Regions from separate parts of the Homo sapiens genome. Here region 2 is linked to region 1. Evidence: read pairs that join two places in POLR2A ChIA-PET (ENCODE). Cell type or tissue: HCT116. All regions are shown on one strand. Links, peaks and the distances in the headings refer to the core of each region. The heading gives the core; the rest is flanking DNA.

Region 1 (16,278 bases), core at 7,313-11,312:
TTAGATGCACAAGTGTTGGAAACAGGCAAACTTAGATTTGAGCCTTGGCCTACCCTCTACTAGATGTAGTTACCTCATCAAATTCATTAAATTCATCTATGAAATGGAGTAGTTATTGTGTAAGTGATATGTTTGTTGCAAAACTTTCAATACATATTACCTTCTCTCTAATAGGCAGTTAATAATACAATTTGAAATGCCTTGTCCATTTCTTTGCCTGGAGAACCTCCTTCAAAATTCTAATTTCATCCTAATGTTACTTTTCTCAATTCTAGTGCTGTTTCTTCTAAAATATTATAAAAACTAATGTTTTTTACTAGTAAACATACGTTTTTAAACTTCTACATCACAAGCACATAACATAGTGACTAACACTTAGAAGGTGCAATAAACATTTGTTGAATTACATTTGATCACACAGACCTTAATTCTATAATAGATGTGAGAGGCATATTATTGCACAGTGTATGTCAATAAGCAGCAAATGTTTTCATAGAAAAACCAATTTAAAATAGTTCACATATTGACATTATTGTTTAAAAGTAGCATAGATGTTAAGAAACCAAGTGATAATTATATGGTGGACTTGTTTTTTTCCATTTTTGCCTTTACAAATAATCAGATTAGCTTGTGGGGAAAAATAATGAATACCAATAGTAATAAATTCTTCAGAGTTTATAAATATTTTCACAATCCAATTATGATAGTTAATACTCATCGTTGATTGTGCAAAATTTTTACTATATTATTCAATTATAATGGTTTAAGATATGATCATGGTTATTGTTCCCTCTTTACAGTTAAAGAGACAGCCTAAGGTTTAGTGATGCACTTGAAGTCACAAAGCTACAAGTTGAGGTTAAAAATTCCAACTTGTCTACTGCCAAACTTATATTCATCATTCTTTATAGCCTAACTAGGATGTAGGGTTACCTCCACTTTACTGATGAGGAAACTATTTCAAAAAGATTGTAATTATTTAATTATGTGTTACAAATCACTTTCCCCCATCCAAAACAATTGAATTCTACAATGAAAAATCAGCTCAGTCTTTTTTTAATTAGTTTACTTTTTTAGTTATTTTCTTAATTGTTTCAATAGGGCTTACAATATATATCTCAATTTATCAGTCTGCTTCAAATTTACACTAACTTAATTCCAGTAATATGTATATTTTAATCCAGAGTTACCACTGTTGTCTACTCTCTTAGTCAGTTCAGGCTACTATAACAAAAATAGCACCAGGTGGCTTCAAAAACAGATATTATTTTTTCTCACAGGCTGGAGGCTGGGAAGTCCAAGATCAAGGTGGCAGCAAATCTGTTGTTTGGAAAGGCTTCACTTCCTGGTTTGTTGATGACAATCTTCACATTGTATTCTCATGTTGGGGAGAGCAGAGAGACAAAAAATGTGTTCTTTCATTTCTGTTTTTATGAGGGTACTAATTCATTCATAAGGATTCTGTCTTCATTACCTAATATTGTCCCCAAATCCCCGTTTCTTAATACTCTCACTTTGGGGATAGGATTTTAACATATGATTTTTTGAGGAGAACACAAACAGGAATAGGAACAAACAAGCAGTGAAGATAAAACCGATTCTGCCATTAAGTTCCAAGTTCAAGCACACAGCCAGAAAAAAGTTCTGAAATTCTGAAGATTAGTGCCTGGGAGGCACTAGAACACAGGTTAGAAAATTGCAGTGGTGGGACCAAAGAGAAAGTACCTTAGTGCCATAGGCAGACCTCAAGATGAAGCAGCTACATTGTCTGTGGTATAAACCCAGGGTTTGTTGTCAATCGCCAGGAAAATTTAGGACACGGACAAACACAAGCAGTACAGGAGCTGAGGTTTAATAGGCAGAAGAGAAGAGAAAGATAAACAGCTTTCTTTATAGAGAAAGGGGTTTCTGAGCAGAAGGGACTGGCTGACAGCAAATGCACCAAATTTTGTAGTCCAGTTTGAGGTGGCGGTGTCTGATTTACACAGGGCTTATAGATTGGTTCGATCATGTATGATGTTTACATAATGCACAGGGAAGTCTGGTCTCCCCACCCTAATGTTATTATGCAAATGGGCTGTCCAGTTGATCAGCACCATCTTGTCTGCTCCTTAGAGTACACATAGCTAACAGAGAAGAGAAGATGGAGCCACCATCTTGAAAATGTCTAGTGCTTAGTTTCTGCCAGCATTCACCGATGCAAACTCCCAGCTTGCTTGTCTATGTCTGCAGGTCAACTTTACAGGCTACTCTTTGTTAGTAAATGATTTGGGGCTGTGTTTCATTAAAAAGAAAAGCATTACCAAAGACTGTTACACCCTTGCTATCTGCCTAAGTGATTTCTTCTTAACTCCTCTATCATTCCCCTCTCTGGAGTGGTAACCCTAACTGCTGTTAAGGGGTGTTGGATGATGACTCTTTCTGGCTACTTCCTGCTGAAAAGGGACGTCATGTGGGGAACAGCAGCTAGGGCTCCTCTTGGTTCGATCTAAGGGTTCCTGGAAGAAAGATGCATCCATGTGTTGTTCAGTCTAAAGCTCCATTTGGAGTTTAATTGCTGTCAGTCATTCCAATGGGTTGTGATACTGGTTTTCCTCCACCAGGTGCTGCTGAAATATTAATATACAAGTAACATTCTTTTTTGAATAAGTGGTATTGGATTTGGGTAGCTAGAGTAACTTTAGTGTTAACCTTGGCTAAATCTTTCCTGTAAGTATTAATTCCCTCATTACTTCAACAGACCATCTAAGACGTGCTTAAACTTGTCCTAACATCCTTCTTTTTAAACGACCAACTATTCTTTTTAGGACAGGTATTTACCATCCTTGTAATCTTTTCATGACTTCCACAACCATCTATAACATGCTCAAATCTTCTGACTTCTCCTAAACATCCCTCTTTTAAACAACCAACTGTTCTCTTTAGGAGAAGTATTTATCATACAAGATCCTTTCTTATGTAAAATATTTTTTCCTTTATATCCTTTGTATATAGCCAGGGTGTGACATTACCAAACCCAATAAGAAGTTCTAGCAGATTCAGTGATAGTAAAACTTTCATACTTCTTTTTTCTTTTCTTTTTTTTTTTTTGGTGACTATTATCCCTCCTGTAAGGATAATAATTAAGCAAAATACTACAGCAGTGGAAACTCTCTGTCTGATATTCCAGTTAGAAGGTGCTACTGTGTATAGCCCTACTGTGAATAGTAGAGGGAGTATAGCAATTTCTGCAAGTGTGGTGTAGTAGATAATTTTCATCTAAAGTTTTACCTGCCAAGATACAGAATTTCCCTTTGGGGAGTCTATGAAGTTTCTTGGCTTTATTTTCCCAAACAAATAAACCTCTGGGTTATGGGCACCCTACTCACTTTCATTACCTGGCAGAATTTGCAGAATAATTGCCCAGAACTAGCATATTTATCCAGATTTTCACATTACCCATCTCTCTTTGTTTCTTCCAAGCTGCAGGAGATCACCACTTGATTCACAGAAATAAGCAGGGTTAGTCTAAAATGTAGGTAAAAAGCTTAAAAACAATTATTGTGACTAGGATTTAATGACAAATGTATGATAAGCTTTGGAGCACAATTTCTCTCTCCATTGCTCATTTTTGGTAAAAACAAATTATGATAGGACTGTGTTCTTTGTAGAATAAACTTTAGCCTTATACTTGGCGTGAATATTTGCATAAAGTGCAGCAAGAATAATTATCCCTACATAGGCCTTTTGGGTTGGCTTTGATGGAACTCTGTTCCATAAGGAATCTCAGATAATACCTCTTCAAGCCAAGTTCAGCAATGGGTTTTTATCCCCAAATACTTTACACTTAAGGTCCCAAGATAAACTTGGAGGTCCTGGACATGTTAAAAAGTGACATTCTTTACTGACTACAGATTAAGAAACCTGTCCAGGGACTGTGTAGACAAGGTATGAGGCCAGTCTTCCCCAAGGTGCTTTTATCAGCTCTGCAAGCTGAGATTGACTCTTTAAAGGGGGAAGCATACACTTCCTGTCAAAGCTTTGATAAAATAACCAGTTTTTCTAATTGTGTCTTATTGAAAAAAAAAAAAAAAAAAGACTTCTTGTGGCACTGATGCAAACAACTATATTGCCGTAAGTTAAGGTTACTCACAGATGGTTTCCAAATTCTAGAGGAACCAGGTACAGAGAAACAAACCTGCTCCGAATTTTGTTCACAAGAGTATAACTTACTTAATTATTAAAGGCTGCACATAGTTCAAAATAAGTTTCCTTGACTCTGAAAAACAAAATAAGGATCAGCAATATTCTAAGCAAAAGTCAAAAAGATTGCTTTAGCTTTCTGAGCACAATCCATTTAAGACAACTCTTGTTTCACTTGATATTCATAAACATTTCAGTTCTTCATGAGTCCTGTACATTTTTTCCAATGTTACAATCTTCAAAGCTATTGGAAATCTGCATTTGAGAACAGCTGTTAAAGTCTTATAGCTTGATTATATCCCATCTTTTGAGAAGGAACATAGCAAGATAACAATTGTCTGTAAGTGACAAAATTTTCAGGGTAGTTACAGTTAAAAACATGACTGACAAAGAAGTTTAGTTATCTCCGTGGTTTACAATAATTTTAAAATTAATTATGAGACATTAGAATTTTAGAAATCCCATACAATTTTGGAACATATATTGGTATTATTCACAAAAATATAAGTTAAGACTGGACATCATTTTGGCAATCCCAATGTGATTAAACATGTCAAATAATCCTGTTCACCTATTTTCTGAATGTTTCAGGGGCCCCCTGAACAATCTAGAAAGCCACGCATCAGGAAAGACAATTTCGAAACTTGAAGTTTGATTTTGGTATGTCTGTTAAATGTTAGAGGTTTAAAACAGTTGATGTTATGAAATAGAATTCCAGATAGTCATAAATTACTTATTTTGCCAAAATGATGACTCAAAAGGCAAAAACCTTTCATAAGCCTTTACTATTACATAAAAATCCTGCTCAAAGCCAAATTTTACCTTTGCGTTAATTTATTAATGTTAACCCCAATTTGATTAAATGCCACCCTAAAGACAATTCCATCTAATCTTAACCAATTTGACCATGAGATGAAATCCTTACAAACCTTTTTTATAACCCATTTTGCTAAAGGGCAGATTAGTGGCTTAAGACAGCCTTACAGTGCTTTTATTTCAATGCTCAGTTTATGAAAAGACCATCTTTCCACAACATGCTTAAACCTGTAGCTTTATCTTATCAAATTTAAGATAATTCCTCATCCCTGGGCAATATTTATATTTCTATGGTTTCTTATAATCCTTTACTAAAAAACACATTTTACTGTTTTTATACACCTTGCCTTTAAAACTGTTCAGTGATCTCAAATACATGCTGCACTGTTAACTCTTAGCAAGTTTTACATTTGTTGAGAAACCTGGTTAGTAAGCAATTTTAATTATGTACCAGGCGTGGAGCCTAGGACCCAGGCAGAAATGCATATAAGATCTGACTCTTTCTAGCATCTAACTCCATGTGTCCCAGGCCTTACTTATCTGAAAATCAGGCAGTATACAACCTTTGAACATTTAGCAAACCTAGTATCTGTTTTACGATTTAGACCACCTATTTGGATTTTGATGACCCTTGCATTTTACCAATAATCCTTAAGATTATTTTTATTTCTTAAAAATTAAAGTCACATGAACTAAAACATATTTGATTTAAGCACTATTTTTTAAGCCAATTAATTAGAGCTCTTATTGTAGACATTACACACAACACATATATAGCAACACAAACAGAATATTCAGCACTTGTAAGAGTTTTCATTTGTCAGTTTCTTAATTGGATTACTGGCTTCAGGGTGGAGCCTTTGGTGGAACTGGGCCAGGTAGCATGCATTTTTAGGGCCTAATAAGTAGGCACAGCTGAAGGCAAAGGCAGATCCCTAAAATTAAGTGTGCCATTTTATACTAGATTTTTGGTCCCCTAAAGGAGGGAGATACTATGGGAGAAAACAGTGCATTGCTTCTACCATGTATTTCATTGTAAGGCAACCCAAAGCTAATCAGCTTTATCCCCCATGGGAGTATCATCTCTCAGTCGGGGGTGGGGATGTGGGGATGTGGGGATGTTTCCATATCTTTCAGGTGGCCAAGAGCATGCTTCTCTGATTTATAACTACTATTTGCCATCCCTTAAAGTGTATTTCCTGCCTACTTATTACACATCAAAGCTCTCTCCTAATGTGAAGTATTTTGATACACCCAAAACTCAAAATGGTCAGAACACACAAAGCAAAACTGAACAGAACCTTTAATTTAGAGAGGGCACTATCTGCTCTTAATTCCTGGGGTTTCATGAGGAAAAGAAAGGGTTTTTTTTGTTTGTTTGTTTGCTTTTTTCCCCACAATGGGGTCTGTGGCACCTCCTCTGTTTTTCCCAAGGACTACCAGAAGTTATCTTAGGGCCTCTCACACATGCATTAAGAGTGTCAAGAAATAAAATGGAGAAAGATGATTTAGTCAACTGAGAAAAATAAAAATTTTTTTCCAGAAAACAAGATCCAAGAAGAGAAAAATATAAAGGCCTTTTAAATATATTTATTACTTGAATACCCAGTTTTAATTAAGCTGAGCACTCTTTAACAAAATCCCTTTAAATCCACTGTTACTCAACTTTAGCTATGCCAAGCAGTTAAGATTTTCAGCTTCTGAACTTTACAAAAAGTAACCTCACAGGTGAAACCAACAAGCCTTAATTATGTTACGATGTAACAGTGAGTGTACAAGGTGTTTTTAAAGGGGTGATAAGCAGCTTTTGAAACTGTCATTGCAAAATTGTGACTGAGACAGTGAAAGAGATCTGACCCAAAGAACTCTATTTTTTTTCAAGCCTGCGAGCTGTCCTTGTCCATCCCTGGGTGTAGGCTGAACCAACTTTGGGAGGCACCTGGTTTACAGTTTAGACTCTAAAACAAAGATGATATCAGCCCTTTCTTAAAATATACTTTCCTCTTGCCTGGGTACTAGACCAAGAAACTAGCCACAAGATTAAAATCCATGGCTTAGGAGTCACACAGCTGGAGGCTACAAGATTTTGACCATCTCTTAACTTAGCCCTCAAGATTAGTGCTTAAGATATTTTGTAAACCCTGCCCTTGATCAATCAGCTGGCAGCTCCCTTATTGACAAACTGGCTTATCTGATTTTGTGGCCATTACCCAGAAACTGACTTAGCATAAGAAGTCAGCAAACATTGTAAAATGGTGGAGACTAAAACAAATTATTCGCCACATGGTTACAGGTCATGTTCCCAAGGACAAGAAGCAAGATGGAGGCCTTTAGCCAAGTTTGTTACTGATCATTTTGTTGGGCTGGCTTGAACAGCAGGCTTAGGGGGTCCTGGGTCTGCATCCTAACCTAAAGTAACTTTTCTTTGGACAGAACCATACAGAAAGACACACAAAGCACACCAGATTGTCTACAACTTAAGGCCAACCTCACAAATCCTTTCTCATTAATTAAAACTTTTCAGAAAATATAAATAGTGATCCTTATTATTTCTTTTACCGGTTTGCACAGGGATAGAGAAGCCAAAAACCCAACTAGTAAAAAAAAACTTTTACCTTTTTGCCGGCATGTCATGCTTCTGGGTTTTCTTTCTCCCCCAGCTCAACTGTAAGCCAAGCATTTTAAGGTTTGGGTAAATTAACTTCTCCCAGGTTGAATGAACATCATAAAAGGGCCATTGAAAACAGTGAAAAAAGGAAAAACACCATAGAAGAGTCTGGGGCTTCCCATTAGGGTTTCAAGAGGTATTGCCTCTCTTCCTGCTGGGAATGGTGTTTCCCCTGTTTCTTCACTTTCTCTATCTTCTCTTTTCCCATTTGGCCTACTATAGGAGACCTATTGCTCACCTCAGAAATTCTCTGCTGCTTGCAGAGCTGTCTGTTTTAGCTGCAGTTAGGGTTTGGCTTAGGAGCAACATAACATCCCTCCATGAGAGGTCAAATACCTGAGTTAAATTCTGGAAAACTTCTATATGCCTATCAGGGTCATTAGAAAATTGGCCTAAGTCTCCCTTTAATTGCCTGAGGTCCTGCAATGAGAAGGGTACTTGAATCCTGGTGGCATCACCTCAATTATGTATTTTCTGTAGGGGTAAGTGAGAAGGTGATGGAATGGAAAATTTTAGAGATGGTGGAGGTAGAAGAACTGGTGGCATGGTTGGAGGTGGCCCCGGTTAAGGCAGACTGGAAGGGCTGGTACACACAATAGCTGCCTCGGGTGGTTCCCCTGGAAGTTGCTTTTCTCATTTTGGGGAATTATTCTCTTTTGGCCTGCCTGATATGATTGCTAAAAGAGCTGGATTCATTTTGCAGTGCTTGCAAGGATCTAGTAAAAAGGCCATGCCCTTGTGCAAAAGAAAATGAGCTGCTTTTTCTTTAAAGTCTCTGGTTAAGAGGAGTCCCTGTGCTTCAGAATGCACTCCAGGGGAGTGCAGGCTGAATATGGTACCCATCTAGAAAGAGAAATGACAAAAAAGTATCCCTTTAGTCTCCTTCCTTTTCGTGTGACAGAGTGGAGAGGAAGACAGTGGGGGCATTCCCCTTGCTATATTCCTTCCATGGTTCCTGGGTCCCGGCACCTTGTTGAACATGCCACCCATAGTTGCAGGCATGACTGCCAGCTATGGAAACAGAGGCACTTAGAGATTGGGGTTTGTCACACTCACCCAAGTGGCTCTAGTCCTCTGTCCTCTGCCTGTGATTTCCCTTTGACTTCCTAGACTTGTGTGACCTGTCTGGCTCCCTGAAAAATAGATCTCAAAAAAAAAACTACATAATAGTTGGGCAAGCCCTCTTTAATGGAGGGGCTAGACTGAAATCTATACCTGATATTATGGGCTGTACTAAAGCGTTTTCCCTTAGAGAATGGTTCTGGTTAACTTCCAGACTTAAAATCCCCTTACTAATTAAGTACCATTCTAATTGGAGGCAGAATAGGTGTCTTAAAAATGTATGGACTAAATGGCAATTTTCCTGCTGATGGGACAGTATCAAGAACTAACATTTGGTTCCAGAAGACATTTTAATCCTAATTGTTGAAGCTAGAGTTTTCCTGTTAACAGAAGCAGCATAAAGCATGGTGTCTAGTAGAGGGATGCAAAAAGGGAGAGAATTGGTTAGCTAGAGTGTTTGGGTAAAGGACCAACGATGTGCCTCATGGAAAAGATCCCTATTCCACTAGGTGGGGCTGTTGGCCTTGAAATGTCATGTGCTTTTCAGACCAAGGGCAGAGAGAGATGCTCCCTGTGGTGAGGGTGACCCTCTGTTCCTCGAAAATCACAAAGATGCCTTCCCTTGAGCTATATCGCTGGTTACTATGACATTCCCTGATCTTGCCAAACAAGATTACCTCCCTGAACTATAAAATTTCCCATACATTGCATACACAGAGAGGATGAAATAGATATGATGATCGCAGACAGGAAAGGAGGAAATTATGATAAAAAGTTGGAGATTCTGTTGCCGACATCTCATCAGGGTAGTCAGAGGCTGGGGTCCGTCCAAATACCTTTGGATAACAATGGTGGTAACCCTGGCCGGAAATCCTCAGGTACACCAGGACTTCTTCCAGCCCCACATGACAGCTAAGTCCTCAGTGAAAGGAAGCTGGTTCAAACAGGGCCAGTATGCCCAGTGACCCATGGGTACTGGGGGATGCTCCATGTTCTCCCTAGCAATCCTGTCCCCCAAGTCTTGTAAGGCTGGCAGCCATGCTAATTATTTTTAAATGGCTGAAAGGGGCCCCGTATTTGGTTTGATCTGGTTCTAAAATGGAAGCCAAGGGCCTCAGAATAAAAGGACAGAGTTGGAGTCTGCTCCTCTACTCACCATCTCGATGAATGTTGTATGTTGTTATCCCGGACGAGCCCCCATTATAAAGCAGCTATGTCTGGGGTGTAAACCCAGGGTTTGTCATCACGCACCAGGAAAATTTAGGACACAGACACATATGAGAAGTTTACGAGCAAAGGTTTAATAGGCCGAAGAGAAGAGAAAGAGAAACAGCTTTCTCTATAGAGATACAGGTCTCTGAGTGGAAAGGACTGGCTGGCTGCAAATGCACCAAAATATATAGTCCAGTTTGAGGAGGCAGTGTCTGATTTATACAGGGCTCATAGATTGGTTTGATCAGGTATGATGTTTACATAGAGTGCAGAGAAGGCTGGTCACCCCACCTTAATCTTATTATGCAAATAGGCTTTCCAGTTGATCGGCACCATCTCGTCTGCTCTTTACAGTATACATGGCTGGCAGAGAAGGGAAGAATGGAGCTGCCATCTTGAAAATGTCTAGTCCTCAGTTCCTGCCAACATTCACCTGTGCAAGCTCTCAGCTCACTTGTCTACCTCTGCAGCTCAACTTTCCAGGCTGCTCTTTGTTAGTAAATGATTTGGGGCTGCTTTTCATGAGGTAAAAAGTGTGACTGAGGATTCCCAAACCCTTGCTATCTCCCTAAGTGATTTCTTTTTAACTTCTATATCAAAGAGACTGGAGATTTTTTTTTATGAGAACTGCATATTGCCTCTTTGGTTTGGTTTGTTTTAAAGGCAGGTTATCTGTGGAAACCTTATTTATATATTAATTTGTTTCTCTTACTGGAGCTGAAAAACTTTTTAAGGAGGGATACTGTACTATTTAAATACCTTTCTAAAGTCCCCTAACTCCCAGCTTCAAACACAGCTGGTTTACCAAAAAAAAAAAAAAAAAAAAAAAAAAAAAAAAAAAACATGGTACCTACTATAGAATTCAGAAATTTTACTAATGATGACTGTAATTTAAAAATCAAAGTTCTCAATGGATTTTTCTATAGAAGGATTTCTAATTATAATGAAATTTAAGTGGAATAATCATAATACTTTTATTGAGTTGCCACTTGTGTCTTTATAAAACATATGCTTCAGAGGATTTAATCTTGGTTTGTATTTTTTTCCTTTCTGCACATTGAGTTGTGGTTCAGTAGATGGAAGATCTAAAACATAACAATTATATATTTAAACTGATTTAAACTAGAGCCTAAAAAATAGGATAAAACAAGAATGGGATGTACCTCATTTTATAATATATATAAATTCAGAAACATTTATAAACATATATAAATAAAATATTATTTTAAAAAATGGCTTCTTTTCAGATCTTAGGAATGAGTAATTCAGTTAAGGCAGTAATGTGGAAATTTTGAAATGTGGAAATATTATTCAATTTTAAGGACAAATATGGTATATTAGTCTGATCTCATGCTGGTAATAAAGACATATCCAAGACTGGGTAATTTATAAGGAAAAAGGTTTAATGAACTCACAAATCCACATGGCTGGGGAGGCCTCAGAATCATGGCGGAAAGCAGAGGAGGAGCAAAGTCATGTCTTATGTGGCAGCAGGCAAGAGAGAGAGCATGTGCAGGGGAACTCCCCTTTATAAAACCATCAGCTCTCATAAGATTTATTCACTACCGCAAGAATAGCATAGGGAAGACCCACCCTCATCATTCAGTTACCTCCCACTGGGTCCCTCTCATGACACATGGGAATTATGGGAGCTATCATTCAAGATTTGGGTAGAGACACAGCCAAACTGTGTCATTCTACCTCTTACCCCTCCCAAGTCTCATGTCCCTTTCACATTTCAAAACACAATCATACTTTCCCAACAGTCCCCAAAAGGTTTAACTCATTTCAGCATTAACTAAAAAGCCCACAGTCCAAAGTCTCATCTGAGACAAGGCATGTTCCTTCCTCCTATGAGCCTGTAAAATCAAAAGCAAGTTACTTACTTCCTAGACACAGTGGGGTACAGGCATTGGGTATATATACACATTCAAAATGGAAGAAATTGGCCAAAACAAAGGGGCTTCAGGCTCCATGCAAGTCCAAAATCCAATAGAACAGTCATTAAAGTTCGAAAATGATCTCCCTTGACTCCATGTCTCACATCCAAGTCATGCTGATGCAAGAGGTGGGTTCCTATGTCTTGGGGCAACTCTGCCCCTGTGACTTTGCAGTGTAGGGCTCCAGCTCTTGTCATGAGCTGGCATTGAGTATCTGTGGCTTTTCCAGGCATACAGTGCAAGCTATAGGTGTATCTACCATTCTGGGTTTCTGGAGGACAGTGGCCTTCTTCTCACAATTCCACTAGGCAGTGCCCTAGTGGGGACTCTGTGTGGGGCCTCCAGTCCCACATTTCCCTTCCATAGTGCTGTAGCAGAGGTTCTCCATGAGGGCCCTGACCCCATAGCAAACTTCTGCCTGGACACTCAGGCATTTCCATACATCCTTTAAAATGTATATGGAAGTTTCCAAACCTCAATTCTTGACTTCTGTGCACCCACAGTCCCAACACCATGTGTAAGTTGCCAAGGCTTGGGGCTGCAGATGAAACAGCTGGGATGCAAGGCACCATGTCCTGAGGCCGCCTACAGCAAGTGGGCCCTGGGGTCTGCCCATTAAACCATTTTTTTCCTCCTAAGCCTCCAGGCCTGTGATGGGAGGGACTGCCATGATGGTCTCTGATATGCCCTGGAGACATTTTCCCCACTGTCTTGGTGATTAGTATTTGACTTCTTGTTACTTATGCAAATTTCTTCAGCTGGTTTGAATTTCTCCCCAGAAAATTGGTTTTTCTTTCCTACTGCATCATCAGGCTGAAAATTTTCCAAACTTTTATGCCCTGTCACCTCTTGAATTCTTTGCTGCTTAGAAATTTCTTCCACCAGATACCCCAAATTATCTCTCTCAAGTTGAAAGTTCCACAGATCTCTAAAGCAGGGACAAAATGCCCACAGTCTTTTTGCATAGAAAGAGTGACCTAGTTCCCAACAAGTTCCTCATCTACATCTGAGATCACCTGAATGGGACTTCATTGTCCATATCATGATCAGCATTTTGGTCAAAGCCATTCAACAAGTCTTTAGGAAGTTCCAAACTTTCCCACATCTTTCTGTCCTCTTCTGAGCCATCCAAACTGTTCCATTGTCTCCCAGTTAGTCACTTCCAAAGTTGCTTCCACATTTTGGGGTATCTTTACAGAAGTACCTCACTCAACCAGTACCAGTTTACTGTATTAGTCTGTTCTCACACTGCTATTAAAGACATACCCAAGACTGGTTAATCTATAAAGGAAAGAGGTTTAATGGATTCACAGTTGCATGTGGCTGGGGAGGCCTCAAAAATCATAGCAGAAGGCATAAGAGGAGCAAAGTCATGTCTTACGTGTTGGCAGGCAGGAGAGAGAGCATAGGCAGGGAAACTCCCCTTTACAAAACCATCAGATCTTGTGAGACTTATTCACGGTCATGAGAAGCATGGGAAAGACCCACCCTCATGATTCAGTTACCTCCCACTGGGTCCTTCCCATGACACGTGGGAATTATTTGGGCTACAATTTGAGATTTGGGTGGGAACACAGCCAAACCTTGTCATATGGAAATACAAATAATTAATAATAATAATAAACATAACATCAGCTGTTTGATCTTGAATTCAATGAAATTATTGAAATTATTAGCTATTGATAGCCTGACATATTTATTAATATAATAAATAAATTGTAGTCTCCACACAATTTTACAAGGGGCTGAATGAGAGGTGAATTTCATTCTATCAATTCTTTTTTTTTTTTTTGAGACAGAGTCTCGCTCTTTTGCCCAGACCGGACTGCAGTGGCACTATCTCGGCTCACTGCGAGCTCCACCTCCTGGGTTCATGCCATTCTCCTGCCCCAGCCTCCCGAGTAGCTGGGACTACAGGTACATGCCACCACGCCCAGCTAATTTTTTTTTTTTTTTTGTATTTTTAGTAGAGATGGGGTTTCACCGTGTTAGCCAGGATGGTCTCGATCTCCTGACCTCGTGATCTACCCGCCTTGGCCTCCCAAAGTGCTGGGATTACAGGCATGATATTTTTCTTTTTATTATTTATTTATTTATTTATTTACTTACTTATTTTGATTCAGAGTGTCACTCTGTTGTTCAGGCTGGAGTGCAGTGGCAGAATCTTAGCTCATGGCAACCTCCACCTCCTGGGTTCAAGCGATTCTCTTTCCTCAGCCTCCTGCATAGCTGGGATTACAGATGCTACCCCACCCAGCTAATTGTGTATATTTAGTAGAGATGGGGTTTCCCTGTGTTGACCAGGCTGGTCTCAAAGTCCTGAGCTCAAGTGATCTGCCCACCTTGGCATCCCAAGGTGCTGGAATTACAGGTGTGAGCCAACGTGCCCAGCATTCCATCAATTCTGATTTGTATTTTGTATAGAAAATGAAAAATTTCTAAGAACTCCAAAGCCTCAGTTTTATATAAGTACTTATTATGCCATTGGATTCTTTCTTAAGTAGGATATGATTTGTATTCAAAATTTTTAAATAATTAGTTTGTAATTTTCACAGAACAATAAGGATTTTTTTTTCTGTTTTGTGTTTCACAAAACCTGAAAGTCTCCCATAGGAAATTGGAGTATTGAAGCTGAAGTTAGCAAGAGCAAAACAAATGGCCACTATTTAAATGAGAACTAGAAAAGTCTAAGAGAACTGAGTTCACATGGTTTTCATCCTTTGTTACTACAGTCTCCATTTATACTTGAACTCGGTTTCATCTTTTTGAAGAGTTACTGCTTTTCTTCTAGTGAAGAGAAAATAAATACGTGCTTGCTTGCTATTCCATATAACTGAAACCAAACTAACTTGCTTTTTAAGTTTTCAGATTCTTTTGATATCTTATAGTTTAATATCATTATTTTATCGCAGAAGATGTTTATCTTTTGCCCTCTGCCAAGTAACTTTCTACAGTTATTAAATCCATCAAGTTCATCTCTTGTTGATCATCATAGTTGAAGAAATCAAGGTGACAGTTTTTTTTTTTTTAGGCCTATTATGGTTGAGCATGGTAACATTTTTAAAGAAATTGTTTAAAATCATTATGACAGTCTCAAACTTTTAAAGTCTCAAATCCATTAAAAATTAAAGTTTTTAAGAGGATTCCTTTAAAAGAAAATGAGATGGAGTTAACACAGTCTTATTTTTAATAATATTTTTTTTTTAAATTTGAAGCTTACACTGAAAAATACATGTCACTTAATGTCCTTCCCCTGACTATATAAATCCTACTAAGGGATCAAAGAAAACACCACCTTCATTTAGGCTTTCCTGGACTTCTGTAATATACAATGTTATTACCTTTTACCATAATTCCTGTCATTTATTTAGGGTCAGTGTTGTGTCCTTCTTGACCTATATTAACTATTTAATTTCACAACAATTCTATAAGATAGGTATTGCAATTTTTTCCCCAGACAGTACACTGAGTGTTAAAGTAATTTGTGTAAAGTTACACAAATAGTATGTGCAGAAATAGAATTGAACCCAATCCAATAAGACTTTAAAGTCTAGACACTTCCCAACACACTTAATTGTTCGTACCTCTCCTTTGTCAGTAAATCTTGCTTCCTTTAAAACATTCTATTTGCTTAAGATTTCCCGATAGGATAACAAATTTTTGAAGCCACATGTCTTGTCATGATATAAGTCAAATGGTTTTGTGGGAAACACAATGGACCAGGGTCAGGAGACCTCCTACCAAGTTCTTGCTCAGAAATAACTTTAAAGTAATTCAGAAATTTCAAATTTAAAATGAGGAAAGAATTGTATTCCAGGGTTGTTGTTTAAATGTAAATATAAGGAAGGCTTTTTATAAGGTTAATTCAGTGTATGTTATTCTTATATAGAACTATGCCAATTTGGGGTCCTATTCACAAAAGAGCTGACTAATACATATTGGTAGAATGAATGAATAATATGAGTTAGAGAAATATACAAAATGTACAGTTTTTACTCACTTTTTTCCTATTGCCATAATCTCTTCAATGCATATTTGCAATTCCATTTTATTTATTCATGTGCTCTACCTAATATTTACGCATTGCTTGCTCTTCACATTTTTGTTTCTGTTAAGACCTTCTTTTTCCTTTATTTCATGCTCCTTTTCTCTCTCTTCCCTGCCTCATAGCGTTCTTTGTTGGCAATCAAACAGCCAAAAATTGCATGCTGTCTATTTCATGCCTAGCAAAAGATGCTTCTATTCTTGTCTAAGACTTGGCTGGCTCATGTCAAAATTCTCATACCATCTCCTCTCCAGTCTTTCATATTGAAATCTCAAGCATTTCTCCAGAAATTCCCTGTGTACCCAAACCACTTCATTAAAGGCTTATTCATTTTATTCATTAAATACATGCAT
Region 2 (16,278 bases), core at 6,277-10,276, 110 kb after region 1:
TAAATATGGGCATAGAGGTCTGAATACAGTAGTTTGGGTCCTGAATATATCTTTGAACAAATGAAAGATGTGTACCTGTATAATTAGGATGCTTGAATGTATCTTGTGAGGTCCATCTCCATTTATGTAGTGTTTCCAGTTCTTTGCTGCTGATTCTCAGAGCATATTTTAATACTCTTTAGAGTCAGACATGCCCAGTTATGATAATCACATACATGCGTCTTACAGATGTTGAATTTTCTCTTTCCCTTCATTCTTATTTTCTTAAACACTTCCTCTCCCACATGCTCTTCAAAATAAGCCTCTGCACAAAAGGATACACCAAATATATACATATATATATATATATATATACATATATATGTATATATATAAAACACAGCTTGGTTGCTTCTCTATTGTCTAATTTATGTGTTTTTCCAGCTCTATATGCCATATGTACAGTTACTAAGAAAGACTAGGATCAGCCTGAGGTTATTTTCAATAAGTTTAAAGATTTCTTAGTGGAAAAAAAAAGCCATGTTTAATGACTACAGAAATGAAATGTATGAATAGATCAAAGGAGGATGCAAATTTGTCTCACACTTGAGAGCTGTTCCCCTTGGTAATTGGAATTTGCTTCTGAGAAGTTATACTGAACACTTTTTCAATAGGAAAAATATACAGGGTCTGGCATGGTGGCTCGTGACTGTAATTCCAGCACTTTGGGAGGCTGATGTAGGGGGCCAGAAGTTTGAGACCAGCCTGGGCAACATAGTGAGACCCCCATCTTTACAACATTTTTTAATAAAAATAATGAATAAATAAATATACAGATACCCCTGAAATGTAAATTAATACTTGCCAACTTTCATGGACATTTTGTTTGTACCCTCAAATATATTATCTGAATTAACTTTCATCTGAATATTACCTGATTTACTTTTATCTGTAAAGCTCTGAAGTGTTCAGTACTATTATTATCCCCATTTTTCAGTTGAGAAGATTGACTCACCCACAAGCTAAGGTACTCTCCCAACATCATAAAACGTAACGGCAGCTTGATCAGCCTTATATAGGGAGGCTAAGAAGAGGAGTGTTAAGTCATGACTATAAACTCATGTTCTCAACCATCTATAATGGGAGTTAGAAATAAATGAATAAGCACTTGTTGCATTTATAAATATTTTAGAAATTTTCAAAGATGCCCCAATGGAAGTAATACAGGAAATTGTTTATTAGAAAAAAGCAGCACAGTGTAGTATAAAGCAGCCCAGCATAATATTTAAGGGCATTCCAGCAGGGAAGACAGCTATTAAGGATATGATTGTACAATTAATTGTTATCATTGTAAGTGCCACAAGGAAAACAGGATACCATGAGAGCCTATTAAAAGAAGACCTCCCTCATCTGTGCAGGTCAGGAAGGGATTCTGCAGAAGAGTTGAGATCTGAAAAATTAGTCAGACTTAGCCAAAGAGGGCATGGGGAGAACATTCCAGGCACAGGGCATAGCTCTGGATTCTGAGGAGATTAAAGAAAAACAAAATGACTGGAACATAGTGAACAAGAGGGAGATGGGGCACTAATCCAGGAAAAAGGAATGGGACCAGTGACTAGGGCAGTTGCCATGACAAAGAACAAGGGAAGGATGCAAGAAACATCATGGAGTTGGAATTCACCGACCTTAGCAACAGTGTTGATGTACGAGGTGAAAATGGATCATTTGAATCAGATGATTTCTGGTGTTTGCTTTTCGGTGACTAAGAATCCAAATAAGGAAAAATTTTAGCTGCAATATAGAACTTAGGAGGAGGAGCAGCAGCTCCAAGGGTGATGAATCTCCTGTATAGCTCTGTGCGTGGGTGGGTATGAGGGTGTGTGTGTGAGTATATTAATTTCTTTAATTCTGAAATTAGAAAACTTTGATGTCATTTCCTCTTGTTTCTGAAAGAGCACAGAAAAAAATTCTGTTATTGAAATTTTCAGATAATTGGGGGTTTGCTAAACAGCAGGAAAACTGAGCACTTATCTAGACTCGACGGTGCTCCTTCCTCCTTAACTTCTGTTGCAGTATGATCCTCTAAACCCAGCGGAGTCTGATGTATTCCAGGCACCAGAGGAAAAAAATATGAGAGATTCTTATTTTCTTTAGAGCAAATATTACCATGCTAGGTTCTGCCAGATGAAGAATTGAAGGAATATCAACTTCTTACTAATCCCAAACAGCTGTGAAAGGCTAAATAATCCTTACAGGGTTCCTATTGACAGCTGTAGCAGCTTACACAAATAACTTCATGTGTTCAGAAGCAGTTGAGAACAGTGGAGAGAACACAAGCTTTAGAACAAGAACCCCATTTAAATACTATGTTTACCACATTCTGATTAATGTGGTTGCTTAAGCAAATTGCTCTCTGAGCATCAGGTTCTTCATCTATAAAAGATTTTTGTGAGAATTAAACTCAATAATAAATTATGTAAGCTATTTATTATACAAATTGCAGCACTGGTCTACATGGCATAAGCACTCAATAAATGGTAGCTCATTTTATTTAACCCAGAAGGGCAGTAGGCCAAGATCTTCCTTGAGTAGAAAACAGTGAAAATGTTATGTAAAATGTATTTGAACTTCATGAAGCCTAAGTGAAAATTTTCTTAGTGATAGATAACTTGAAAAAACTCTTCTCCCCAGTTAAATAGAGAAACATTTTTGTTTAAAAATATCCAGATCACTTAAAGACAGGACCTGGCACTGATCATAAGTTCTCTGGGCCATAGGTTCTTTCTTTACATAAAAAGCAACTTAGACTAGACCAATGTTGTCTAATAAAACTATAGTGTGAGAGGACTCAAATATAAGCCAATTCATAGTTTTAAGTATTTTAATAACAACATAAAAATGAAGAGCAGTGGGCATTCCAAGATGGCCAAATAGGAACAGCTCCAGTCTGCATCTCCTAATGTGATCGATGCAGAAGACGGGTGATTTCTGCATTTCCAACTGAAGTGCCTGGTTGATCTCACTGGGACTGGTTGGACAGTGGGTGCAGCCCACAGAGGGTGAGCCAAAGCAGGGTGGGGCATCACCTCACCTGGGAAGCGCAAGGGGTTGGGGGATTTCCCTTTCCTAGCAAAGGGAAGCCGTGACAGACTATGTGGAAAAACGGGACACTCCTGCCAAAATACTGTGCTTTTCCCAAGGTCTTAACAACCGGCAGACAAGGTGATTCTCTCCCATGCCTGGCTAAGCAGGTCGCACGCCCATGGAGCCTTGCTCCCTGCTAGCACATCAGTCTGAGATCACTCTGCCAGGCTGTAGCCTGGCTGGGGGAGGGGTGTCGCCATTGATGAGGCTTGAGTAGGTAAACAGAGTGGCCAAGGAAGCTCCAAATGGGCGGAGCCCATCACAGGTCAACAAGGCCTACTGCCTCTAGACTCCATCTCGGTGGGCAGGGCATAGCTGAACAAAAGGCAGCAGACAATTTCTGCAGACTTAAACGTCCCTGTCTGACAGCTCTGAAGAGAGCGGTGTTCTCCTAGCATGGCATTTGAGCTCTGAGAATGGACAGACTGCCTCCTTAAGTGGGTCCCTGACCCCTGTGTAGCCTAACTGGGAGATATCTCCAAGTAGGGGCCGACAGGTACCTCATATAGGTGGCTGCTCCTCTGAAACGAAGCTTCCAGAGGAAGGATCAGGCAGCAATATTTGCTGTTCTGCAATATTCTCTGTTCTGCAGCCTCCACTGGTGATACCCAGGCAAATGGGGTATGGAGTGAAACTCCAGCAAACTCCAACTGACCTGCAGCTGAGGGACCTGACTGTTAGAAGGAAAACTAACAAACACAAAGAAATAGCATCAACATCAACAAAAAGGTAATCTACACCAAACCCCATCTGTAGGTCACCAACATCAAAGACCAAAGGTAGATAAAACCACAAAGATGGGGAGAAACTGGAGCAGAAAAGCTGAAAATTCTAAAAATCAGAGTGCCCCTTCTCCAAAGGATTGCAGCTCCTTGCCAGCAATGGAACAAAGCTGGACATAGAATGACTTTGACGATTTGACAGAAGTAGGCTGCAGAAGGTTGGTAATAACAAATTTCTCCAAGCTAAAGAAGGATGCTGAACCCACTGCAAGGAAGCTAAAAACCTTGAAAAAAGATAAGATGAATGGCTAGCTAGAATAAACAGCATAGAGAAGACCTTAAATGACCTGATGGAGCTGGAAACCATGGCATGAGAACTACGTGATGCATGCATAAGCTTCAATAGCTGATTCAATCAGGTGGAAGAAACGGTATCAATGATTGAAGATCAAATTAATGAAATAAAGCGAGAAGACAAGGTTAGAGAAGGAGTAAAAAGAAATGAACAAAGCCTCCAAGAACTATGGGACTATGTGAAAAGACCAAATCTACGTTTGATTGGTGTACCTGAAAGTGAGGGGGAGAATGGAACCAAGTTGGAAAACACTCTTCAGGATATTATCCAGGAGAACTTCCCCAACCTAGCAAGGCAGGACAACATTCAAATTCAAGAAATACAGAGAACACCACAAATATTCTCCTCAAGAAGAGCAACCCCAAGACACATAATTGTCAGATTTGCCAAGGTTGAAATGAAGGAAAAAGTGTTAAGGGCAGACAGAGAGAAAGGTCAAGTTACCCACAAAGGGAAGCCCATCAGACTAACAGCAGATCTCTCAGCAGAAACCCTACAAGCCAGAAGAGAGTGGGGGCCAATATTCAACATTCTTAAAGAAAAGAATTTTCAACCCGGAATTTAATATCCAGCCAAACTAAGCTTCATAAGTGAAGGAGAAATAAAATCCTCTACAGAGAAGCAAATGCTGAGAGATATTGTCACCACCAGGCCTGCGTTACAAGAGCTCCCGCAGGAAGCACTAAACATGGAAAGAAACAACCAGTACAAGCCACTGCAAAAATGTGCCAAATTGTAAAGACCATCGATGCTATGAAGAAACTGCATCAATTAATGGGCAAAATAAACCAGCTAGCATCATAATGACCAGACCAAATTCACATATAACAATATTAACCTTAAATGTAAATGGTCTAAATGCCCCAATTAAAAGATACAGACTGTCAAATTGGATAGAGTCAAGACCCATCAGTGTGCTGTAGGCAGGAGACCCATCTCACATGCAAAGACACACACAGGCTCAAAATAAAGGGATGGAGGAAGATCTACCAAACAAATGGAAAGCAAAAAAAACAGGGGTTGCAATCCTATTCTATGATAAAACAGACTTTAAACCCACAAAGATCAAAGGAGACAAAGAAGGCCATTACATAATGGTAAAGGGATCAATTCAACAAGAAGAGCTAACTATCCTAAATATATATGCACCCAATACAGGAGCACCCAGATTCATAAAGCAAGTCCTTAGAGACCTAGAAAGAGACTTAGACTCCCACACAATGATAATGGGAGACTTTAACACCCCACTGTCAATATTAGACAGATCAACAAGACAGAAGGTTAACAAGGATATCCAGGACCTGAACTCAGCTCTGAAACAAGCAGACCTAATAGACATCTACAGAACTCTCTACCCGAAATCAACTGAATACACAGTCTTCTCAGCAACACATTGCACTTATTCTAAGATTGACCACATAATTGGAAGTAAATCACTCCTCAGCAAATGTAAAAAAGCAGAAATCACAACAAACTGTCTCTCAGACCACAGTGCAATCAAATTAGTACTCAGGATTAATAAACTCACTCAAAACTGCTCAACTACATGGAAACTGAACAACTTGCTCCTGAATGACTACTGGGTAAATAACGAAATGAAGGCAAAAATAAAGATGTTCTTTGAAACCAATGAGAACAAAGACACAACATACCAGAATCTCTGGGACACATTTAATGCAGTATGTAGAGGGAAATTTATAGCACTAAATGCCCACAAGAGAAAGCAGGAAAGATCTAAAATTGACACCCTAACATCACAATTAAAAGAACTAGAGAAGCAAGAGCAAACACATTCAAAAGCTAGCAGAAGGCAAGAAATAACTAAGATCAGAGCAGAACTGAAGGAGATAGACACGCAAAAAAACCCTTCAAAAAATCAATGAATGCAGGAGCCGGTTTTTTGAAAAGATCAACAAAATTGATAGACTGCTAGGAAGACAAGTAAAGGAGAAAAGAGAAGAATCAAATAGATGCAATAAAAAATGATAAAGGGGATATCACCACTGATCCCACAGAAATACAAACTACCATCAGAGAATACTATAAACCCCTCTATGCAAATAAACTAGAAAATCTAGAAGAAATGGATAAATTCCTGGACGCATACACGCTCCCAAGACTAAACCAGGAAGAAGTTGAATCTCTGAATAGACCAATAACAGGCTCAGAAATTGAGGCAATAATGAATAGCCTACCAACCAAAAAAAGTCCAGGACCAGAAGGATTCACAGCCGAATTCTACAATGAGGAGCTGGTACCATTCCTTCTGAAACTATTCCAATCAATAGAAAAAGAGGGAATCCTCCCTAACTAACTCATTTTATGAGGCCAGCATCATCCTGATACCAAAGCCTGGCAGAGACACAACAACAAAAGAGAATTTTAGACCAATATCCCTGATGAACATCAATGCAAAAATCCTCAATAAAATACTGGCAAACTGAATCCAGCAGCACATCAAAAAGCTTATCCACCACGATCAAGTTGGCTTCATCCCTGAGATGCAAGGCTGCTTCAACATACGCAATAAACCTAATCCATCACATGAACAGAACCAAGGACAAAAACCACATGATTATCTCAATAGATGCAGAAAAGACCTTCATCAAAATTCAACAGCCCTTCAGGCTAAAAACTCTCAGTAAACTAGGTATTGATGGAACGTATCTCAAAATAATAAGAGCTATTTATGACAAACCCACAGCCAATGTCATACTGAATGAGCAAAAACTGTAAGCATTCCCTTTGAAAACCGACATAAGACAGGGATGCCCTCTCTCACCACTCCTATTCAGCATGGTGTTGGAAGTTCTGGCCAGGGCAATCAGGCAAGAGAAAGAAATAAAGGGTATTCAATTAGGAAATGAGGAAGTCAAATTGTTCCTGTTTGCAGATGACATGATTGTATGTTTAGAAAACCCTATTGTCTCAGCCCAAAATCTCCTTAAGCTGATAAGCAACTTCAGCAAAGTCTCAGGATACAAAATCAATGTGCAAAAATCACAGCATTCCCCTACACCATGAAGACAAACAGAGAGCCAAATCATGTGTGAACTCCCATTCACAGTTGCTACAAAGGGAATAAAATGCCTAGGAATCCAACTTACAAGGGATGTGAAGGACCTCCTCAAGGAAAACTACAAACCACTGCTCAATGAAATAAAAGAGGACATGAACAAATGGAGAAACTTTCCATGCTCATGGATAGGAAAAATCAATATTGTGAAAATTGCCATACTGCCCAAAGTAATTTATAGATTCAATGCCATCCCCATCAAGCTTCCAATGACTTTCTTCACAGAATTGGAAGAAACTACTTTAAAGTTCATATGGAACCAAAAAAGAGCCTTCATTGCCAAGATAATACTAAGCAAAAAGAACAAAGCTAGAGGCATCATGCTACCTGACTTCAAAGTATATTACAAGGCTACAGTAACCAAAACAGCATGGTACTGGTACCAAAACAGATGTATAGACCAATGGAACAGAATAGAGGCCTCAGAAATAATACCATACATCTACAACCATCTGATTTTTGACAAACCTGATAAAAACAAGAAATGGGGAAAGGATTCCCTATTTAATAAATGGTGCTGGGAAAGCTGGCTAGCCATATGTAGAAAGCTGAAACTGGATCCCTTCCTTACACCTTATACAAAAATTAATTCAAGATGGATTAAAGACATAAATGTTAGACCTAAAACCATAAAAACCCTAGAAGAAAACCTAGGCATTACCATTCAGGACATAGGCATGGGCAAGGGTTTCATGACTAAAACACCAAAAGCAATGGCAACAAAAGCCAAAATAGACAAATGGCATCTAATTAAACTAAAGAGCTTCTGCATGACAAAAGAAACTATCATCAGAGTGAACAGGCAACCTACAGAATAGGAGAAAATTTTTGCAATCTACCCACCTGACGAAGGGCTAATATCCAGAATCTACAAAGAACTCAAACAAATTTACAAGAAAAAAAACAGCCACATCAAAAAGTGGACAAAGGATATGAACAGACAGACACTTCTCAAAAGAAGACATCTATGCAGCCAACAGACACATGAAAAAATGCTCATCATCACTGGCCATCAGAGAAATGCAAATCAAAACCACAATGAGATACCATCTCATGCCAGTTAGAATGGCAATCATTAAAAAGTCAGGAAACAACAGGTGCTGGAGAGGATGTGGAGAAATAGGAATGCTTTTACACTGTTGGTGGGAGTGTAAATTAGTTCCACCATTGTGGAAGACAGTGTGGTGATTCCTCAAGGATCTAGAACTAGAGTTATCATTTGACCCAGCAATCCCATTACTGGGTATATACCCAAAGGATTATAAATCATGCTGCTATAAAGACACATGCACACATATGTTTATTGCGGCACCATTCACAATAGCAAAGACTTGGAACCAACCCAAATGTCCATCAATGATAGACTGGATTAAGAAAATGTGTCACATATACACCATGGAATACTATGCAGCCATAAAAAAGGATGAGTTCATGTCCTTTGTAGGGACATGGATGAAGCTGGAAACCATCATTCTCAGCAAACTATCGCTCGGACAGAAAACCAAACACCGCATGTTCTCACTCATAGGTGGGAATTGAACAGTGAGATCACTTGGACACAGCGCGGGGAACATCACACACTGAGGCCTGTAGGGGTATGGGGGGCTGGGGGAGAAATAGCATTAGGAGAACTACCTAATGTAAATGATGAGTTGATGGGTGCAGCAAAGCAACATGGCACATGTATACCTATGTGTCAAACCTGCACATTGTGCACATGTACTCTAGAACTTAAAGTACAATAAAATAAAAAATGAATAAAAATAAATAAAGGGCCAGATAGTAAAAAAAAAATAAAAAAAGTACATGATTGATATTTAAAAGAGTTTTCAAAAAGGAATGTAAGAAATAAAGCAAGTCTGCAATGAGGCAAAGAAAACGGTTAAGAGCTTCTTACTGCCTTCATGTGTATTTGAGGGTCAGAGGAGTGAACCCACATTTTGTTTCTTCTCTTTTACATTTTTTTGCTTTCATTTTTGTTTTTACCAATCACATATTAGTCCTGAATTTAAACTAAGAGCAATAATAATGTTTCAATAGATATCTTTATGTTTAAAATAAAATGTTAAGAGTTTCAAGATACAGTAAGTAAAACAAAACAAAATGTCCTTCAATGGGTGAATAAACAGTGGAATATCCACACATAATACTGCTCAGTTAAAAAAAAAAAAGATTGATAAGCGTTGATACATGAAGCAACTCAAGGGCAGTATGCTGAGTAAAAGAAGTCAGTCTCCAAAGGTTACAAACTACATGATTTCATGTTTATGACATTCTCAAAAAGACAAAACCATAGTGAGGGAGAACAAACCAGTGATTGCCATGGGAATGGAGGGAGATGTTCAGGGAGATGAAACTTTTCTGTATGCCGATTATATAAAAATTATTGAGCTATTTTGCTTTCTCTTTTGGTACTAAGTCTTCAAAACCATGAGTGTATTTCACACTCACATAATTGTGATTATTAATGTTAGCTGTTACCTTGATTGGATTGAAGGATGCCTAGATAGCTGTAAGTATTGTTTCTGGGTATGTCTGTGAGGGTGTTGCCAGAGGAGATTAACGTTTGAGTCAGTGGACTGGAGAGGAAGACCCTCAATGTGGATGGGCACCATCCAGCGCCCATTAGAACAAAGCAGGCAGAAGAAGGTGGGAGAAGCTTGCTTGCTGTCTTCTGGCTTTCATCTTTCTCCCATGCTACATGCTCCCATCTGTTCCTCTTGCCCTTGAACATCAGACTCCAGGTTTTTCAGCCTTTGGACTCCTGCACTTACACCAGTGGGTTGCTAGGGACTCTTGGGCCTTCAGCCGTGGAATGAAGGCTCCATTGTCAGTTTCCGTACTTTTAGGCTGTTGGACTTAGACTGAGCCCCTCCTGCCTTCTTTTTTCCTCAGCTTGCATATGGCCTATTGTGGGACTTTACCTTGTGATCGTCTGGGCCCATTCTCCTTAATAAACTTCCTTTCATATATACATATATCCTATTAGTTCTATCCTTCTGGAGAACCCTAATACAAGCATGTCTTAATTCCTGCTAGCCACATTCAAGGGGCTAGAAGCTACCATACTCGACAGGCCAGGGCTAGGTGATCTCTAAAAATATTTCCTTGTCTGTCTATGCTATTAGCTACATATTAAGATGTTTGTTTTCTGATTTTATCAAGTATTATTTTTCTTAAGCACATGGTTTGCCATGTAGTAAGGGATACATGTCTGATTTAAGTGACTAAAAAATGAGGAAAAGTCATTTAAATTTCTTGGCTACTGCTGAGTGGCAATATGGTCATATCTGTCCAGGAATCCATTCTGACGCTAAGTGACAAATGCCCCTTTGTTATTCTGTTTCAAACCGAATACATTATCACATGATTGTACTTAGATTAACGTTCTGACAAATTCTAGTAATACATGTGTCATAAAAGATTTAAATCATTAGATGCCCCCAAAATGTAACCCCTATCAATTTCTGTCAAGAATACATTCTTTTCTGGAAGCATATTCCTGTTACTCCTTTCATGTGATAAAATTCTGTTCAGTTTTGGTGACACATACCATCCATCACATAGTAATAAATCAAATATATAACCAAGCCAACAATTTCTGCTTTCCACAAGGTTAAAACAGGAACTATTTAGTTATATCATCAATTAACCAAAAGCAACATTTGTTCAATTGATTTTCTATGAATCAACTTCATTTTTAAGAGAAGTTTTAGATTCACTAAAAAATTGAGCATATAGTACAAAGAATTCCTACATTACCTCTCTTTCCTCTGACATACACAGAGTTTATTATTAACACATTACATTAGTGTAGTATATTTGTTAAAATTAATGAAACAATATCAATACATAATTATTTAGTAAGAGAATATTTATTAAGAAGTCCATAGTTTATTAAGATTCCCTTTGTTTTTATCTAATGCCCTTTTTCTGTTCTGGGGTCGCATCCAGTATACCATATTACATGTAGTTATCTGGACTCCTTAGGCTCCTCTTGGCTGTAACAGTTTTTCATACCTTATTTGCTTTCAATTACTTTGAAAGTTTTGATGAGTATAGGTCAGGCATTTTTTAGAATGTCTCCAAATTGAGATTTGTCTCATGGGTAAATTAGGGTTATGGGTTTTAGAGAGGTAGATCACAGAGGTAAAGTACTATTTTAATCACATCATATCCAGGGTGTATACTATCAACATGATTTATAACTGTTGGTATTGACCTTGATCACCTGACTGAAGTAGTGTGTGCCAGGTTACTCTGCTGTAAATTTACTATCTCCTCCCCACTTCCATACTTTACTCTTTAGAAGGAAGTCCCTTTGCACAGCTCATACTTAACAGTGGAGAGTTTTGCTCTCCCTCCTTTAGGATGAAGCATTTACATAATTTATTTGGAATTCTTTTGCATCGTTGATTATTGTCCTCCACTTATTAATTTATTCGATTTTTTATTCACATCAGTCTGGACTTGCAGATGTTAATCTTAGAATTAAAATCCAGCACTATTTTGCTGCTCAAATTGTCAATCTTTGTCCACTAGGAGTTCTTTCAGTTGATTCTTGTGCCTTTTTGACATACTGCCATCAATGTATTTTGTTCTTGCTGTTGCTGTTATTGTTGCTTTGTGAGGGCTTCCTTACCCAATGGAACCACAACATGCTCCAGGCTCATCTTTTATATTTCCTGCACCTGAACCAGCCATTTCTCCAAGCAACACTGGTTACTTTCTTTGGAAAATAATAATAGAAATCAAGATCTGGATCTGGGTGTTGCATATACTCATTACTGCTCTAGTGCCATTTCTTTTAGACACTTAACAGTTGGCAAAACAAAGAAATAAATGTGTGTATAATGACCTGTGTATATACACAAGTCCATAAATATCTCTACATGTAACGATCTATATCTATATTAAGTTGAACATGAGTTCTTATTGTTGTCTCCAAGTCTAAACAATTACCATATGGATCAATCTCATCTCCTCACCATGCCAATCCACAAATTCCCACTCCAGAAGTGGAAAACCTGGCTGCCACCATGAGCTATTCATTTGCTTCCTTGCTTAAGGAATATTTATATATCAGAATCAGAATTGTTACCCCATATCCCTATGGGAAACAAATTTATTGACTAGAGCGCAGTACTTAACATGCAGTTTCTTTAGCCTAGTCTTACAGATTCCATTCATTTCTAAAGTTAACTTAGGCCAGCAACTCCTTGGTGAGGCTATTTTATTCATGGAGGTTTGAAGGGAAGCATAAAACAACAAAATTTTATTCTGTTACATTTCTGGAGGTCCAGTGTATAAAGTGAAGGTGTCATCTGGGCTACACACCTTCTGGAGCCTTCAGAGGGAAATCTTTTTTCTTGCCTTTTTCAGCTTCCAGAGGCTGTCTGTATCCTTTGGTCCATCTTCAATAACTCCTCATCACCCCTTCACGTGGCCTTTTCTTCACATCATGCCAACTTCTGTCATCCCATCTCTCTCCCCATTCACTCTCTTGTCTCTTTCATATAAGGACCAGTGTGATGACCTTTCAGGTGTGGCTATTTTTAAATTATCTCTTTTTTTTTTCAATTTTTATAGGTGGTTCATACATATAACAAAAATGGATCATATTCAACATTGTTAAGTGTATGGTTCACTGGTATTAAATTCATAATGTTGTGCAAACCTTACCACCATCTATCCCCATAACTCTTTTTATCTTGTAAAAGTGAACCTCTATACCTATTAAACAGTAACTATCCATTCTCTCCTCCCACCAGCGTCTGGTAACCACCATTCTACTTTCTGTCTTTATAATTTTGACTACTCAAAGTACCTAATATAAATGGAATTATACATCATTTGTCTTTTCTGTGATTGGATTACTTCATTTAACATTATCTCCTCAAAGTCATCCATGTTATAGCTATGAAAGAAATTCCTTCTTTTTAAGGTTGAATAATATTTCATTGTATGCATATATTATGTTTTCTTATCCATCCGTCCATCCATCAGTGGGCACTGGGGTTGCTTTCACATTTTAACTGTGGCAAATAATACACTTTGAACATGGGTGTAAACATTATCTCTTTGATACCTTGTTTTCAACGTTTTGGGTATGTACCCAGAAGTGAAATTTCTGGATCATATGGAAATTATATTTCTAATTTTTTAAGGACCCATCATACTGTTTGCCACAGCAGCTATACTGTTTTATACTTCTATAAACAGCATACGAGGGTTCCAATTTCCCTACATTCTTACCAACACTTGTTATTACTTTTTTCTTTTTATAGTGTTGCTATCCTATTGGGTGTAAGGTGGTATCTCATAGTTTTGATTTGAATGTCCCTAATGATTAATTATGCTAAGCATCTTTAATTTTTTTTTAGGTTCTGGGGTACATGTGCAGGTTTGTTAATATAGGTAAACTGGGTCTTACAGGGATTTGGTGCACAGATTATTTTGCCACTCAGGTAATAAGCATAGGATCCAATAGGTATTTATTCTGATCCTCTCCCTCCTCCTACCATCCACCCTCAAGTAGGTCCCAATGTCCGTTGTTCGCCTCCTAGTATCCATGTGTTCTTGTTGTTTAGCTCACACTTGCAAGTGAGAACATGCAGTATTTGGTTTTCTGCTCCTGTATTACTTTGCTTAGGATAATGACCTCCAGCTTCACACATGTTGATGCAAAGGACATTATCTTATTCTTTTGTATGGCTGCATAGTATTCCATGGTGTACATGTACCACATTTTCTTTATCCAGTCGACCATTGGTGGGCATTGAGGTTGATTTCACGTCTTTGCTATTGTGAATAGTGCTGCAATGAATATACACATACATGTGTTTTTATGGTAGAAAATTTACATTCTTTTGAGGATATGCCTAATAATGCGATTTCTGGATCAAATAGCAATTCTGTTTTAGTTATTTGAGGAATTGACACACCGCTTTTCACAATGGCTGAATTACACTCCCACTAGTAGTGTATATGTGTTCCCTTTTCTCTGCAACTTCACCAGCATCTTTTATTTTTTGAATTTTACATAATAGCCATTCTCGGCCAGGAACAATGGCTCAGGTCTCTAATCCCAGCATACTGGGAGGCTGAAGATGGGGTTGAAGTGAACTGTGATTATGACACTGCACTCCAGCTGTATCAAACAAGAGAAAAAAATTAAATAGCCATTCTGACTGGGGTGAGATGGCATCTCACTGAGTTTTTTATTTGCATTTTTCTAACGATTAGTGATGTTGAGGATATTCTCATATACTAGTTGGTCACATGTATGTCTTTTGAAAAATATCTGTTCACATCCTTTGCCCATTTTTTAATGGGGTTGTTTGGTTTTTGCTTGTGAATTTGTTTAACTTCCTTGTAGATACCGGATATTAGACCTTTGTCAGATACATAGTTTGCAAATATTTTCTTCCATTCTGTAGGTTGTCTGTTTACTCTGTTGATAGTTCCTTTTGCTCTGTAGATGCTATTTAGTTTAACTAGAATTGTCAATTTTTGTTTCTGTTGCAATTGCTTTTGGTATCTTTGGTCATGAAATCTTTGCCTGGTCCTATGTCCAGAATGCGATTGCCTAGGTTATCTTCCAGGATTTTTATAGTTTTGGATTTTACATTGAAGTCTTTGATCCATTTTGATTTGATTTTTGTGTGTGGTGTAAAGTAGGGTTCTAGTTTCAATCTTCTGCATATGGCTAGCCAGCTATCCCAGTACCATTAAGTGAATAGAGTTCATTCCCCATTGCTTCTTTTTGCTAGGTTTGTCAATGATCTGATAGTTGTAGGTGTGTGACATTATTTCTGGGCTCTCTATTCCATTCCATTTGTCTATTTGTCTGTTTGTGTACCAGTACCGTGCCATTTTGGTTATGGGAGCCCCGTAGTATAGTTTGAAGTCAGGTAATGTGATGCCTCCAGCTTTGTACTTCTTGCTGAGGATTGCCTTAGCTATTTGAGCTCCTTTGTGGCTTCATAGAAATTATAAAATAGTTTTATCTAGTCATGTCAAGAATATCATTGGTAGTTTGATAGGAATGACATTTTAATCTACTAATTGCTTTGGGCAATATGGCCATTTTAATAATATTGATTCTTCCTATCCATGAGCATCTTTTCATGTGTGTATGGACCATTCAGATACCTTCTTTGGGTAAATCTCTATTCAAGTTCTTTGCCTTTTTTTGAATCAGAGTGATTTTGTTGTTGAGTTTTAGGACTTCTCTATATTTTCTGGATATAAGTCCCTTATATATATAAGTTGCAAACATTTTCTCCCATTCTGTGTGTTTCCTTTTTATTCTGTTGATAGTGTCTTTGTATACACAATTTTAAAACATATTCCTGAAGTCAAATTTGTCTATTTTTTGTTGTTGTGCCTGTGCCTTTGATGTTATATCCAACAAATCATTCCCAAATACAATGCCATGAAGCATTTTCATTAAGTTTTTTTTTCTTTGAGTTGTATAATTTAAGAATTATATTTAGGTCTTTCATCCACTTGAGTCAATTTTTGCATATGGTGTTAGGTAAGGGTTCAACCTTATTATTTTGTGTGTGGATATCCAGTTATCCAAGCATCATTTGTTGAAGACTGCCATTTTCCCTTCTCAAGAATGGTCTTGACACCCTTCTCAAAAACCATTTGACTGTATATGTGAAGGATTGTTTCTAGGCTCTCTGTTCTATTCCATTAATCTAGATGCTAAAACCACACTGTTACGATTACTATGGCTTTGTAGTAAGTTTTAAATTGGAAAGTGTGAGTCCTTCCACTTTGTTTTTTTTTTTTTTTTTTTTCAAATTGTCTTGGCTATTTGAGCTCACTTGAAATTCCATATTAATTTTAGGAAAATTTGAGAAGTATTGGTGTTAGTTTTTCCTTAAACAGTTGGTAGAATTCACTCATGAAGCTATCAGACCCAGGGCTTTTCTTTGTAGGGAGATTTTTTTGATTCCCAGGGTTTTTCTTTTTTGGGAGACATTTTGCTT

Evidence for each region. Peaks named below come from ENCODE experiments on the same cell type or tissue, not always from the same donor. Only the 100,000 strongest peaks of a DNase experiment are listed, where the experiment ranks them.
Region 2: POLR2A ChIA-PET joins it to region 1 with 5 read pairs; 2 of 35 experiments call an interaction of 5 or more read pairs at or near these places.

The regions. Positions count from the first base shown.
Region 1 is chr11:88,879,955-88,896,232 of GRCh38, reverse strand. The region is part of intron 2 of GRM5 (glutamate metabotropic receptor 5); the gene reads left to right. Among named protein-coding and RNA genes, the nearest start is that of GRM5, 180 kb to the left of the region's middle. In HCT116, for the core only: a CTCF peak has its summit at 9,226 (motif pointing right); a DNase peak (open chromatin) is centred at 9,242.
Region 2 is chr11:88,765,204-88,781,481 of GRCh38, reverse strand. The region is part of intron 3 of GRM5 (glutamate metabotropic receptor 5); the gene reads left to right. Among named protein-coding and RNA genes, the nearest start is that of GRM5-AS1, 270 kb to the right of the region's middle. In HCT116, for the core only: no CTCF peak of the experiment used is centred there; no DNase peak of the experiment used is centred there.